Regions from separate parts of the Homo sapiens genome. Here region 1 is linked to region 2. The links are chromatin contacts, found by Hi-C or POLR2A ChIA-PET in ENCODE. All regions are on one chromosome and are shown on one strand. Each heading gives the region's core, a stretch centred on a gene start or an enhancer-like site at or near the end of the contact. The rest is flanking DNA. Distances are from core to core; before and after follow the strand shown. Region 1 overlaps SH3BP4 (SH3 domain binding protein 4). Region 2 has its middle 27 kb from the start of LINC01891.

What was found. A loop is a pair of places that touch in the nucleus more often than their neighbours do. ChIA-PET counts read pairs that join two places held with the same protein, here RNA polymerase II (POLR2A). Pooled maps may share reads with other maps.
Region 1: a loop to region 2 is called in a map of PC-9, with 8 times the contacts of the local background. The contact joins two enhancer-like sites. A Hi-C loop is called at or near these places in 1 of 168 maps with a recorded cell type or tissue (PC-9) and 2 of 50 pooled maps. POLR2A ChIA-PET finds 5 or more read pairs at or near these places in 1 of 52 experiments (PC-9).

The regions. Positions count from the first base shown.
Region 1 is chr2:234,979,730-234,987,229 of GRCh38, reverse strand. All of the region lies in intron 1 of SH3BP4 (SH3 domain binding protein 4), which reads right to left. Among named protein-coding and RNA genes, the nearest start is that of SH3BP4, 31 kb to the right of the region's middle. RefSeq lists enhancers at 2,342-3,055, 3,031-3,325, 3,056-3,770, 6,155-6,892. Within about 2 kb of position 3,194, at least 2 of the 41 ENCODE cell types and tissues checked have a DNase peak (open chromatin) inside an H3K27ac peak, as active enhancers do.
Region 2 is chr2:234,424,300-234,431,148 of GRCh38, reverse strand. No RefSeq gene overlaps it. Among named protein-coding and RNA genes, the nearest start is that of LINC01891, 27 kb to the left of the region's middle. RefSeq lists enhancers at 1-300, 2,272-2,843, 2,493-3,692. Within about 2 kb of position 4,473, at least 13 of the 41 ENCODE cell types and tissues checked have a DNase peak (open chromatin) inside an H3K27ac peak, as active enhancers do.

The DNA of each region.
Region 1 (7,500 bases), core at 1,945-4,444, 560 kb before region 2:
AGCATTCACTGGAATTACCTGGAGGGCTGATTACAACACAGGTTGCTGGGCCCAACAACGCTCAGTTTCTGATTCTGTAGGTCTGGGGTGGGCCTGAGAATGTGCATTTCTAACATGCTCCCAGCTGATGTTGATGCTGCCTCTGAAAACCATTAGCAGGCCGGGCGGGGTGGCTCATGCCTGTAATCCAAGCAATTTGGGAGGCCAAGACGGGTGGATCCCTTGAGGTCAGGAGTTAGAGACCAGCCTGACCAACATGGTGAAACCTCATCTCTACTAAATACAAAAAATTAGCCGGGCATGGAGGCACATGCCTGTAATCCCAGCTACTTGGGGGGCTGAGGTTGCAGCAAGCCAAGATTGAGCCATTGCACTCCAGCCTGGACAACAAGAGTGAAACTTCATCAAAAAAAAAAAAAATAAAATCATTAGCATAATGTATCCTAGTTGATAACATACTTTCCCATCTGGCCTCTCGGTCGCTTTTCACAACCCTATGAGGTAGGCCAGACAGGTATCATCATGCCATCATTTAGCAGATAAGAGAACTGAGGCTGACCAGGTTTCAAAGACTCACCCGAGATCAGGAAGTGAAAAGCTGGGATCCTAACCCAAAGCCACCAGCCATGATATGCAGAGTAACGACAAACACAAACAGAACAATCCCAAGACCACACAGGCTGCAGTAAGACAGGACGTGGACAAGTGAGGGTGTAAGATTCCAGACCAGGCTCCAATCCTGCATTTCCTTTTCCCATGGCAGGTTATAAAATCACAAGTCTTTGAAAGTAGAAGTTAACATTCCTGCCTGAATCAGACTACGAATGTTTGTGACGGAGTCTTGAAAGAGTTTTGTCCCCCTAATAAACCTTTAGGAGGCTGAAAATATCTGGGAAACATCAGTATGTTGAAGACTTGGACCTTATTTAAATATGGACTCAAATCCTGGCTCTGCCACTAAATGCTGGGACCACAGTTAAGTCTTATCCTTCCTCCTCAACTCAGGGTAGGGAGGGAATGACTGGGCCTCCTCATGAATAAGAGAGATAACGCCTGCACCATGGTCTCTGTGCTCATAGGTGTGAGTGGAGGGCTGGTTCACCTGCACATGGACCCTGAGCTCATAGGTTTGTGTCAAGGGCTGGTTCACCTGCACATGGACCCTGAGCTCATAGGTGTATATCAAGGGCTGGTACACCTGCACGTGGACCCTATTCTCGTAGATGAGTGTCAGAGGCTGGTTCACCTGCACTGTGGTCTCTGCGCTCATAGATGTATATCAAGGGCTGGTTCACCTGCACATGGTCCCTGTTCTCGTAGGTGTGTGTCGAGGGCTGGTTCACCTGCACATGGACCCTGAGCTCATAGGCGTGTATCCAGGGCTGGTTCACCTGCATCATGCTCCTTGAGCTCGTAGGCGTGTGTCACAGGCTGGTTCACCTGCACCGTGCTCCTTGAGCTCGTAGGCGTGTGTCACAGGCTGGTTCACCTGCGCACAGTCCCTGAGCTCATAGGTGTGCATCGAGGGCTGCTTCACCCGAACATACATCAAGGGAGGATGCTACAAACAGACAGTCAAAACACCTGTGCGCAGAGGGTCAAAAATATCTGTGCGCAGAGGGTCAAAAATACCTGTGCGCGGAGAGTCAAAATGCCTGCACACAGAAGGTCAAAAACACCTGTGCACAGAGAGTGAAAAACGACTGTGTGCATTGGGTCTAAAATGCTTATGCACAAGTGTCAAAAACAGCTGTGCACAGAGGGTCAAAAATGCTTGTGCACAAGAGTCAAAAATGTGTATGCAGGTGAGATGCGTTTTCCCACTTCATTCCCCTTCATTCACGCACACTTTTGACTTTCTCCCATATTCTTCTAAACAGCTTCCGCCACAATGACTGTCTGTGAAGTCATTAAGGCAGATGTTGGCAGGTGACTCAAATCTTGGTGGATGGAGCTAAACTATGTGCCTTTCTTATGACTCCCAGGGGACAGCCACAAAGTGAGGACTTCGTGGAAGTGAAGGCCAGCTATAGTAGATCTTTGTACACTCACTACTCTGTTGCTGCGCTGTCAAGATATTCTCCAAATAGGGGGTGTGATCTGCAGGTGCTCCGCTATCCCAGCACACCACAGCCCCAAGCCCGGGTCAGCCTGCAGGATGGAGGATGCGCTGCAGACATATAGCCCCCAGGGCTGCCCTGGGGTCGACGCCCCCGCCTCCTGGCCTCCAGAAAGACAATTCTAGGGCATAGTCTCATGGCTCCTCAAATGCGTCTCCAGCATGATGGAGCCCTAATAGTTGGTTAACAGTGGCCACTAGCTCAGTAGCTGACCCCCGATTAGCTTTTCCTCTTCCCTCTTCTCACCCTCTTCTATTTGGATGGACTGCTGGGACCAGTCATCTCCCCGAAAACATCAGCACCCAAGTCCTTGTCTCAGGCTCTGCTTTCAGGGGTTGTAAACCAGGACAGATGGTAAATGGTGCTAGACCACTGGGTTTTCTGTCCACGACACAGGCACTCAGCTGAGTGATGTAACTGAGGACTCGGTCGGTTCTGGTCCTGAGCACTCAGTCGGTTCTGGTCAAAGCCAGTGGGCTGTTACGGATTGTTAGAAATTCCCAATTTAGAAAGCCAAGCAAATATTTTCTTCTGTTAATAAGATACACTTATACTCAGCAAAGGGGATTGATTCCTCATCTGACATTTTTACACTGAAAAGGACAGGGCTTAGTGGCTCATGCCTGTAATTTCTACACCTTGGACAGCCAAAGCAGGGGGATTGCTTGAGCCCAGGAGTTTGAGACCAGCCCGGGCAATACAGCAAGACTTCGTCTCTACAAAAAGTTAAAAAAAAAAAAATTAGCCAGGCATGGTGATGTGTGCCTGCAGTCCCAGCTACTCAGGAGGCTGGGGTGGGAGGATCACTTGAGCCCAGAGGTCGAGGTTGCAGTGAGCCATGATTGCACCACTGCACTCCAGCCTGGAGACAGAATGAGACCCTGCCCCGCACCAAACAAACAAACAAACGAAAACTCATACACGTGTATATGCCCTGTGGGTCACTTCCAGGCTGAGGACAACTGCCAGAGCAGGGATTCCTGACCCTTAGCTAGGCCTGGATCCTGGTTCAGGCTCTGTGGCCCCAGCCCACGTGTCAGCAGGGAAGCCCAGCCCCAACCTCAGATGGCTCTGCTCAAACGTAACTCCCTCAAAGCCGCAGAACCCTGCGTGACTTTCCTATCGATGTTGTAACAAACTACCACAAACTTAGTGGCTTAAAACACACATTGACTCTCCAACAGTTCTGGAGGCTGGAAATCTGAAACCAGGCCCACTGGGCTGACGACAGGGCCAGTGCCTTCTGGAGGCTCCGAGGGGGTGAGCTGCTTCTGTGGCCCTGCCCTTTCCTGCATCCCGTGGCTGCCTGGATTCCTGGCTCAGGGCCCCTCCACCATCTTCAAAGCTCGGGACTCCAGTCTCTGCTCCCACCATTCCAGGGCCTCCTGCTGTGGTAAGATCTCCATTTCCCTCTTAAAAGACCCGTGATAACATTTAGGGTCCATCTGGGTAATCCAGGGTATCTCACCATCTCAAGAGCCTTCAATGAATCACACCTGCAAAGTCCCTTTTGCCAAATAAGGTAACACCTACAGGTTCTGAGCATTAGGATAGAAATATGTTTTTTGTGGAAGGGATTACTCAGCCGACCACACCGTATCAAAAACACAAGCACACCATTGCTGCCCACTCCCTCCCCTGGTCTCGTCCACCGCTCTTGACATTCTTGTATCTGTCATTTACTTCTCTCCTTTTTCTCCCACCAGAACAGGCTCCATGAATGCAAGGACTTTGTCCTGTTCACCAGGAACAACCTGGAACATAGCAGGTGCAGTCAGCCAATGTTTGAATGGATGGATGATTTATAGAGTACCCATATGCCAATGCAGGTGGACAGACGGGAACTCAGAGCTTCTCAAGCACAAATCTGGGGACAAAAACAAGAAGCACCTTGAACGGGCTGTGTGGAGTGCCCTGGGTAATTGGCACCCGGGTGTTTCGCAAGTTGGCCTGTATGGCCTGCGGGCAGGAACCCACCTGTCCTGCTCACTTCTGTATCCCCACCCAGCCCCTAGGCCTGCACTAGTGCTCAGCAGCAGCTGCATCAATAGCACCTGCTGCCTGAACAGAAAAGGAAGCTTCCCAAGCACCTGTAATCGGCAGTTTGGTCTCAGGTCCACCGATCCACCACCTCCCCGCTGGTCTCAGCTGCATCTCTCCACCAAATTTACAGCCCCACTGCCTCATCATCATTGTATTATCCCCGGCTCAAGAGCACAGGGTGCCTGCTCCTTCCTGCCTCTTCCTCCCTTGGAGCCAGGCTTCCCTGCCCCATTTCGGGGTTCTCTGCAGTTTGCCCTACCCCACGTGGACAGACTCCATGGCATCCACTGGTCACTCCAGCCAGGTCAGCGGCCCCACCCTCAAACTCCCCTATACATATCCCACCTCCTCCCATTTGCCCACTGCCCCTGTGACTAGGGAATGCCTCCTTGGTCCCCTCCCTGCCTGTGCAAAAACTGCCTCTCCCTCAAGCCCCACACTGAGGCTTCCCCGCAGCCTGTGTTCCCAGGTCTCGGGGATAGCCCACCTGCCACCCAGACTCTCAGCCCCACAGCACTTCCTCCCTGTGCGTGAGTTTCTGACCATCTTTTTTTGCTCCCCAGGGAAGAAGATGGTTTAATTTCTCCTGTGCCCTCCAGCTGCTGGGCTTTGAGACCTATAGACTAACAGTTCCATTTACGAGCTGCACACTACTGGACAGGCTGGTAACCCTCCGGCCTCTCCATTCCGCCTCCATAAAGTGGGCACACGACCCCAGCCCAGCACCAGCAGGCGGAGGGCACCAACACAGAAGTGGACAAAACCCTGCAAAGCCACAGGTGTGCCCACTGGTGCCAATAGCCCACCTGGTGCCAGCGATGCCCCGCTCAGCTGGGAGAGGCCCAGGCACCACCAGAGACCAGGACAGAGCGGGCTTCAAAGTGTAGCTGGGCCGGGAGAGGTCTCTAGACAAAACCCAGAACAGCCGGTTACATCGAATTTTCAGGTGCACAACTAATAATGTTTTAGTGTACATTACCCCGGATATTCAAATGGACCCGGGTATTCTGCATTTGTATTTGCTCAACCTGGACCCCACTGCCTGTGCCAGTCAGAGGGAGTTTCCCAAAAAGCCCAGCCTCAGGAGGCGACATCAGAGGTGGCCACCCAGGAAGGAGGCGGGGACGGGAAAATGGCAGCCGAGCTTACAAAGAGATGCGCTCCACGATATTTGCTTCCCACTAAAGAGCTGTTTTCTAGAATAAATAAAATAATCTTCTTGCTAACTATCAACAAGGGATTGTTTCGGTAATATTTTTCCACTCCGGTATGATTCTGCAACAACTCGGAAAACAAAGCAGTCACTCCCACAACAAAGATCCCTGTGGAAACCGCTCACCTCCATCCCGAAAGTCAGTCGTGACTTCACCTCACATTCCGCCAGAAACCGACTGCAGATTGTTACCAAAGAATCCTTGTGCAAACAAACACCAGCCAACTGCGACTGAATGGCAGGAAATGTAGCAGCTTTTTCTAATTTTAACTTTCTCCAGGAATGCATTCCTTCTAAACACGCTGGGCAAATTCTCCCCAGACCCGTGCATTCCTCTGCGGTCAAGCAATCACCTTCAGGGGCCTAAGACAAACTGCAGATTCCAAGTGTGCACTGGCCTGGCTGTGAGGGGTCCCCGAGCTCCAGGTCCCGTGCTGACTCACTGAACGAGGCTCTCCAAAGTGACTAAGAGGTTGGAATGAGCTATCTGAACAGGAAAGCACTCCCAGACTAGAGGGGGAGCCACAGACGGGAACAGAGCCCAGCAGTCTCCACCTCAGGAAGGCAGCATCAAGCAAGAGCGATAAACAGGGGCCGAGTCCACAGGCACCAGTCCATGACCCAAAGACCAGGACACACAGGCCAGGACTAGGAATGCCGCAAAAGTGTAATTCTGCAAATTATCCTCCCGGGACAGAAAAATTCAGAATTGTGCCTGATTTGATTTTAAAAGCCCATGAGGGCAAGGGACAAACCGGGATGCAGTGTCTGCAATGCTCGTAACTAAGAGAGGCTTATTTTCCAGAAAATTCAAAGCACTCCTACAATTAGCCAGGCATGGTGGCACAAGGCTGTAATCCCAGCTACCCAGGAGGCGGAGGTTGCAGTGGGCAGAGCTTGTGCGCCACTGCACTCCAGCCTGGGCGACACAGTGAGACCCTGTCTCAAAAAAACAAAAACGAAAAGCACTCCTACAATTCAGTAAGAAAAACGGGCAAAAACCACAAAAAGGATTTCCGCATGGGAGGAAATCAGAATGGTCAGTGAACATTAGCTTCTGGCAGAACATAAAAACACTCAGATACCATCTCACACCCATCAGACCATCCCCCCAAGTGAAAAAAAGGCGGACAATATTGAGGGAGGGGAGCATGCGGAGGAGCCTGGGCGAACCTGAAGGCTGCTGTGGGAAGTGGAGCTGGACTGGCAGCCAAGGCCCAGCCGCACTCCCTAGATAAACATTTGCACGCTGAGCTGGAAGTCATGTACAAAGACCTTCACAGCAAGTGTGGTTTTTGATAGCAAAGGCTGTAAACAACCTATTGTCCTTTAGGAGCAGAAAGAATAATTAAGCTAAGGCATTAACATACAGCAGTCCCCCCTCACCCCAAGTTTCCATGGTTTCAGTTACCCCTGGCCAACTGTGGTCCCAAAACAGGTGCTACAGTACAATAAGATATTCTGGCAGGGAGAAAACACATTCACACAACTTTTATTACAATATAGTGCTATAATTGTTCTATTTTATTATTCATTATTGTTCATCTCTCAGTGTGCCTAATTTACAAACTAAACTTTCTCATAGGCATGTATACATAGGAAAAAATAAATAGTACATACAGGGTTTGGTACTATCTGAAGTTTCAGGCACCTTCTGGGGGCCCTGTATCCCCTGCAGATAAGGGGGGGACTACTTACAGGGGAAAGGCACATAGTAATGAAAACAGATGAACTACAACTACAGGTATCAACACAGATGAACCTCAAGAACATAATGCTCAGCCAAAAAACGAACTCTTGCAAGACTATGTATTAGCTACCTAATGCTGTGTAACAAATCGCCCCAAACAACAGACTTCTATTATCACACAGTTTCTGTAGGTTAGGAATCCAGATGTGGCTTAACTGGTAAAGAAGAGACTCTCTTCTTCAGGGCCTCTCACAGAGCTGCCATCAAAGTCTTGGCCCAGGCTGGGGTGTCATCTCAAGGCTAGACTGGGGAGGGGTCCTCCAGGGTCATCTGGGGGAGGGGTCCTCCAGGGTCATCTGCTTGTTGTAGCATCCAGTTACTTGTGGCCATGGGACTGAGGCTTCAACTGCATGCTGGCTGCCGGGGGAGGCCAC
Region 2 (6,849 bases), core at 3,224-5,723:
CTCTCTGAGAGCTGCTACCTGTGAGGTTTCATCTACATAACAAGACCACCTTTGTCAGCCAGTCCTCCTCTTCTCCTCCTCCCATCATCTGTCTTGCCAATAGAACATGATTGACTACCATAATTGTTTTTTGGCCATGCTCTGAGCCTCCATTCATTCTGTAACCTCAAGATGGTATATTTAAGCTTCTGTACTTTGTTGGGGGTGGGCTCTTTATTCTGAGGGCTCCTGTGTATACACACGTTGAATAACTTTGTATGCCTTTTCTCCTATTAATCTGCCTTTTTTTTCAGACAGAGTCTTGCTGTGTCGCCCAGGCTGGAGTGCGCTGGCCTGCTCTCGGCTCACTGCAACCTCTGAATCTGTCTCTCTGGTTCAAGGGATTCTCATGCCTCAGCCTCCTGAGTAGCTGAGATTACAGGCACACACCACCACGTCCAGCTAATTTTTGTATTTTTAGTAGAGACAGGGTTTTGCCATGTTGGCCAAGCTGGTCTTGAATTCCTTACCTCAACTGATCTGCCCACCCCAACCTCTCAAAGTGCTAGAATCACAGGTTTGAGCCACAGTGCCCGGCCTTAATCTGTCTTTTGCGAGTTGATTTTTCAGTGAAACTTCAGAGGGCCAAAGGTTTCGCTTTGGCCCCTACAACATATATGCAAGCAATAATTATTTTGCATCTTTAATCCAGATCATTATTAACTTTAATTTTTGGAGTCTGCTTAATAGTGATGAAAACTTCCAAGAAAATTCTGATGGTCAGAGTGAAAAAAGATTAATGTGGGATTTTACTGGATATTTTTCTAACATTCATGCATGATTATGACCAAGATTATGGTTTTCATAATGAGGTTACTATGCCACATGTATATACTTTTTTTTTGTTTGTTTGTTTGAGGCAGTGTCTCACTCTATTGCCCAGGCTGGAGTGCAATGGCATGAACTCAGCTCACTGCAGCCTCCACCTCCCAGGTTCCAGCAATTCTCCTGCCTCAGCCTCCTGAGTAGCTGGGATTACAGGCATGTGCCACCACACCCAGCTAATTTCGTATTTTTTGTAGAGATGGGGTTTCACCATGTTGATCAGGCTAGTCTCGAACTCCTCACCTCAGGTGATCCGCCCGCCTCGGCCTCCCAAAGTGCTGGGATTATAGGTGTGAGCCATCGTGCCCGGCCTATCTATATAATTTCTAATATTATCCTTCCTTCTCTGATGTAAACCAAGTAGAACAGTGGGCACCAAAGCACAGTGCATGGCCTAGCCCCTTCATTGACGGAGGGATGGAGAGCAAGTCACTTCTCTCCTGTAGCTGGGGAGATAAAACAGGGAAGACCAAGAGGACTCAGGGCAGGCAGGCCTGGAAGCCTACTGAGGAATAACAGTAATTATACTCAGCATTAATATTATGTATTGAGTTCTTCCTACACATAACGCTAAGTGCTTTACAGATCTGATCGCTGAAACAGCCCTGTGAGGTGGGCATCCTTATCTCCAGTGTACAGAGAAGAATCTGAGGCTCAAAGAGGCTGAATCATGGCCCCACGTTGGAACAGTCCTTGGAGGCAAGAGCACAGCTAAGTGCAGGCCTGCCTGGATCTCCAGCTCAGCTGTCAGACTATGCAAAAGGCCTCCAAAAGAGAACAGAGGCTTTGTGTTTGCACGTGGACTAGCACAGCTCACCAGGATCAAAGGCCAAGGAGTCTCTGGCAGGGATTAGGCCATCCCCCACCTACCAGCAGGTATTCCCAGGAAACCATTGAGGAAGCAGGAGACAGCCAGGCCAAGCCGGCCCATCGAAGGGCAGACATGCTAGAGTCTCTGTTCTTTGGAAGGCACAAGCAAAGCGAGCCTGTCACCTGCTGACTTGGAGGAGAAAGGGAGAGAGGAACCCAGATAGTGTGGAGGCTGCAGTGGATCCACTTAGTGGGCGATACGTGTCTCTCCAAGGGGGCTACATTTGGAAGGGGCCACAGTGCAGCGGGCGAGAGTGCTGCATTTCTGTGTGATGAGTTTGAGGCAGGCATCCACATAGACTTGTACCAGAGGCACCTGAAGATGCAGACAGGGAACTGGGACACAGGTTTCCATAAGGATGAGGATGGATGAGGATGTTTCTTCCCGCCCAAGTCTAGTCCCCTCCACCTCCCACCATTTGGCCTCAGAGGGCCAGCTTCCTGAAAATAATTTCCAAACGGACCCTGACCCACTCTTTCTTAGTCCTTGCCTTCAAGAATGTGGGGACCATCTGTGTCAGGCCAGAGTCTACAGTGACGGATGTTGTGATTTGTTGCTCCAGGAACGGGGCTGCATGTGGAAGCCCTTGCTGGTTTCTGTGTTGAGCGGTTTACTGCAAAGTTAGCTCTTACCTCCCATGCTCAAAGGCGATCGACCAGCTTGAAGTGGACTGATGACTATTTAACCTCTTAATAGACTTCAGACGGACAACGGGCTTTCCCTGAATACCTGGCACACGGGGAATATGCTGTGAAATTTGCTGAGTGAGTGAGTGGGCAAATGAAAACATGGTCTCCTTCTACTTCCAGTTTGAAAGGAAGTTAATCTAACTCGGGTGGTGTCCATGAGATGTGAGCATGCCTCTCTGTGCTTTCAAAAGTTCCACAAAACAGGTCAGGCACGGTGCTCACGCCTGTAATCCCAGCACTTTAGGAGGCCAAGGCGGGCGGATCACCTGAGTTCAGGAGTTCAAGACCAGCCTGGCCAACATGGCGAAACCCTGTTTGTACTAAAATTACAAAAATTAGCCGGGAGTGGTGGTGGGCGCCTGTAATCCCAGCTACTTGGGAGGCTGAGGCAGGAGAATCGCTTGAACCCGGGAGGCAGAGATTGCAGTGAGCCGAGATTGCGCCACTGCACTCCAGCTTGGGTGACGGAGCGAGACTCCGTCTCAAAAAACAGCAACAAAGAAACCTTCCACAAAACAAATCCTAAATTGGATTCTATGTCTCCAACAATAGGGAAATGATTAAGTAAATAACGGAAAGAGTTATACAACATTTTTTCAGGAATTTTTAGTGACAGTTAAAAACTTATTAAGTAAAAAAGTCAAGAAATAGATTTTAAATTACACTCTGATATCAAGTATGTAAAACACTTATGCTGAGAAAAAGACTGGATATAGCAGAAGGGTGGTCACCGATAAGGGGTGAGGCTTCCGGAGGATCGTGCGAAGTTTTCTGGGTACTTCCTGGTGTGACGCTGCATAGTGATGTGGTGAAAATGGCAAGTTCCTGGAGGGCTTGAGGTGGGTGGAAGTTTGCATTCTCAGGGAAATGCTTGGAATAGTCGTTGATTGGATGGTTCTCTACATTCTTCAGATTCCTCTGCAGAGTGCATTTCTTTCTCCCTCTCTCAAAGTGTGGATTAAATTGTTTTGAGCTGGTTTTGTCTGCAGCAATTAGTTATCTTAACTAAAGCTCATAAAAAAACAACAACAGAAAGGTAACATGAATGAAGGCCATGTCCTAAAGTTGTACAGGAAACAGACTAGGGAGCAGAGAAACGGGTGTGGGGCGGAGGGGAAAGGAAGGTGGGGGTGGAAGGTGGGGTGGAGGAGTCCAGCCTTCCCTTCCAGCAAACAGTAAGCAGCTTTGAGAAATGGGGAGGGGGCAAACTGATCTGAAATGAAGAGGATGGCCTCAAGGATGGCCCAGCTAGAGAGAGACCCACCATAAGTACTGCTCTAAAACCTTGGCCACTCCAGCTCTGGCCCCGCCATCAGCAACTGCTGGGTGTGTTAGAGACCCAGGCTCTCAAGCCCCAGCCCCAGGGCCCCAGAGCCTGCTTGTCAAAGGATTCTCCCTCGGTGAATTTGTGTGCATCAAATGAGTTTGATGCAACCCTTTCTGAGAGAGGGGGTTTCAGGCTCTGCCTGCCTGGAGGGTGAGAGGAAGTGGCAGCTCAGAAAAATCTAGAAGGGAGAGACGGGGGTCAGAGGATTTGCCGGACAGCCTGGCACCCAGAAGCAGCAGTGGCTGGCTCATGGTGCAACCCAGGGAGCCATGTGGACGATGGGGTCGATTGTTGACATCAGCACTGAGACGAACCCACCCAGCCTCATGTTAAACAATCAAATCTTAAATGATTGAGAGGTGCTTCACACTAATCTTGGCTCTTGAACAGTGGGGGCTGTTCCATAGGCTCAGTGTAATCAAGAATCATTCTTGCTCTGCTTCCGAGGGAGAAGGCGTTCACCTCTGCATTAATTTCAGCTGTGTGGGGAGACGTGCTCCCTGAATTTGGTTCCATCCTGAGTGGGAGGGTTGCTAGTCTCAGAAGCCTCTTCTAAGTTTCTCTTTTGACATCTGCTTTGGGCAACAACATGGCCACTGCTTCCTAGAGAAATGGGAAGAGAAACCCTCACAGTTCAGAGGGTGAGAGTGGCTGATCCCTCCCCCATCTGTTGACACTCCTGGAAACTTTTGGGGACTTCTGGGGATGGGGCAGAGGGGCCTATTGCAGAGGGTACATCTTCCCACAGGTTAGATGTTGACGCTCCAGCTGCCCCTGGCCACCGATGGCAGATGATTTCCTGAGCCAAGGATCCTTTCTTGGATTCTGGGTCTCCCTCACTTAGGAAGTAGAAGAGAAACTTTCATTTCCAAAGTGTTACTCTGCCATGAAATCCATCAATGTGGAGTGGCAGAACAGAGAGCTCAGCAGTTCCATTATCTGATGGAGCTCAGACAGTGCAGAAAAACAAAGTGTTTCCCTTCTCAGTGTGTGTGTGTGTGGCTTTTTTTTTTTGGGGGGGGGGTGGTCATTGTTAAACTGACACAAGGTGACCTGATAGGGGAAGGAAGATCTGTGATTCATTAACACTCTCTCCCTTCATCTTTGTAATCGTCATCATTTTCATTTCTTCCAGCAGTCTCAGGACCTGCCTCCAAAGGCAGGTCCTGAGGGTTCACAAGAAACCTAGAGCTGGGCGAGCTTGCTTCCCTCCTGCTGGGTTCAGCCCTAACTGCCTCTTCCTCAGCCCCGCCCTGCACACCTGCAGTTAGGGCACCGAGGCAGCCCTAACGCTTCTGAGGAAGTGGGTTTTGTGGGTAGGTGGAGTTCTATGTCCCAGAGGGTGAGGAACTGGGCACCACACCCATCCCTGTATGCAGTGGGTAGAGTGGCCTAGAGGGCCAAACCTGGGAGGAGGGTAGGGAGGACCCTCTCTGGCCCATCCTCTGCTTCTTCCCGCATGCCCCTGAGGGCTGCGTTGATGTCCTCATTTCCATATAACTCCAGTGACACAGAAGCTCCTTGTGAAGTGAGCTTTCCTGCCTAATTGAAAGACACCAGCAGAACATGACTCAGGGTGGCAGTCGTCCTGCCCTGGCACTAGGCAGGTCACCCAAACCTCCTTGTTCCTCCAGATGAAGATGCTAAAGCCTGGCCAGGTGAAAGAGGAAGAGGCAGGTCACCCAAACCTCCTCATTCCTCCAGAAGAAGATGCTAAATCCTGGCCAGGTGAAAGGGGAAACTCAACCCCAAGGAGTCAGGTCCAAAGGGACGGGTCCCCAGGGACTAACTGGGACAGGGGTCTGAAGGGACCACCAGCAGGTCAACCCACCCACCAGCCTCACCCGTGCTGTGTCCCCAGACATGAAGCCAAGAGAGCAAGTTCCCTAAATTCCCTTCCCACCTCTGCCACGACCAGCTGGGTCTTATAGTCACTCCCTGCCCGGCCTCATTCCCAATAAAACCCAACCACCAGGGGCCCCGCCACTGGCTACCACTTAGCTCGCTCTCACCCCCATCCCTGTGACCTCCCCCAGAATCTCCTATGGCTTTTCCCACCACCCTCCAACCATTACCAGTGAGGCTTGGGCCCAGGGTGTGTCCGGGCCTCTCTTGCCACCCACCACCCTTCATCTTTGTAGCCCGCTTTCCTGCAAGAGGGAATTCTCTCTTCCCATTACAACAGGGCCTGTGGCTTGAGCACCCAGGGTGCATGTGTACAGACTTGGGGAGCAGGGGCTCAGCTCCAGGCACTTCTAGGACCCTGGACCCTGAAATTTATATAGTGTTCCTTTATCTGGTAGCTCATGTCACTCATTAAGAGTTGTTCCATTTCTGGTGGGGTGCGGTGGTTCACGCCTGTCATCCCAGCACTTTGGGAAGCCGAGGCAGGCAGATCACCTGAGGTCAAGATGAGCCTGGCCAACATGGTGAAACCCATCTCTACAAAAATACAAAAATTAGCTGGGCATGATGGCAGGTGCCTGTAATCCCAGCTACTCAGGAGGCTGAGGCAGGAGAATCGCTTGAACCCGGGAGGCAGAGGTTGCAGTGAGCCGAGATCGCGCCATTGCACTGAGCAACATGACTAAGCAAGACTGTCTCAAAAAAAAAAAAAAAAAGAGTTGTTCCATTTCCTAATTTTGAAGGGTTTCATTTTACAAAGATTTGGAATGTGTATTTCTCCCAGAACAATAATTTCTTTTTATTTGTTGAAATGGTGTAAGCAGAAGTGTCATGCTAAATGTCTGTACATGGTTTCCATTCTCTTATGTAAACTCCATTTTTATAAATAGAGAATTCAATTTGATTCAACTTTAAACAGATGCTACAGTTAATTTTGAGCAATTGTTAATATGTGTGGGAACATGCTTTGAAAATAAGTCCGTGATCCCAATCTGTGCTCTGAGTGTTTTCATTGAATTGAGCACAGAAGTCCAATTCTGGAGAGATGAAAACACAACAAAGCCAAGATGATTTGAAACTGGCCTTATCTAAAGTTTTGTTCCTTTAAAAAATCAAAACGTCATTTATTTTCCTTCCACCCCAGCCCCCGTCTTCCCAGCTTTGATCTTTCTACTTGTCAGAATATTGCATCA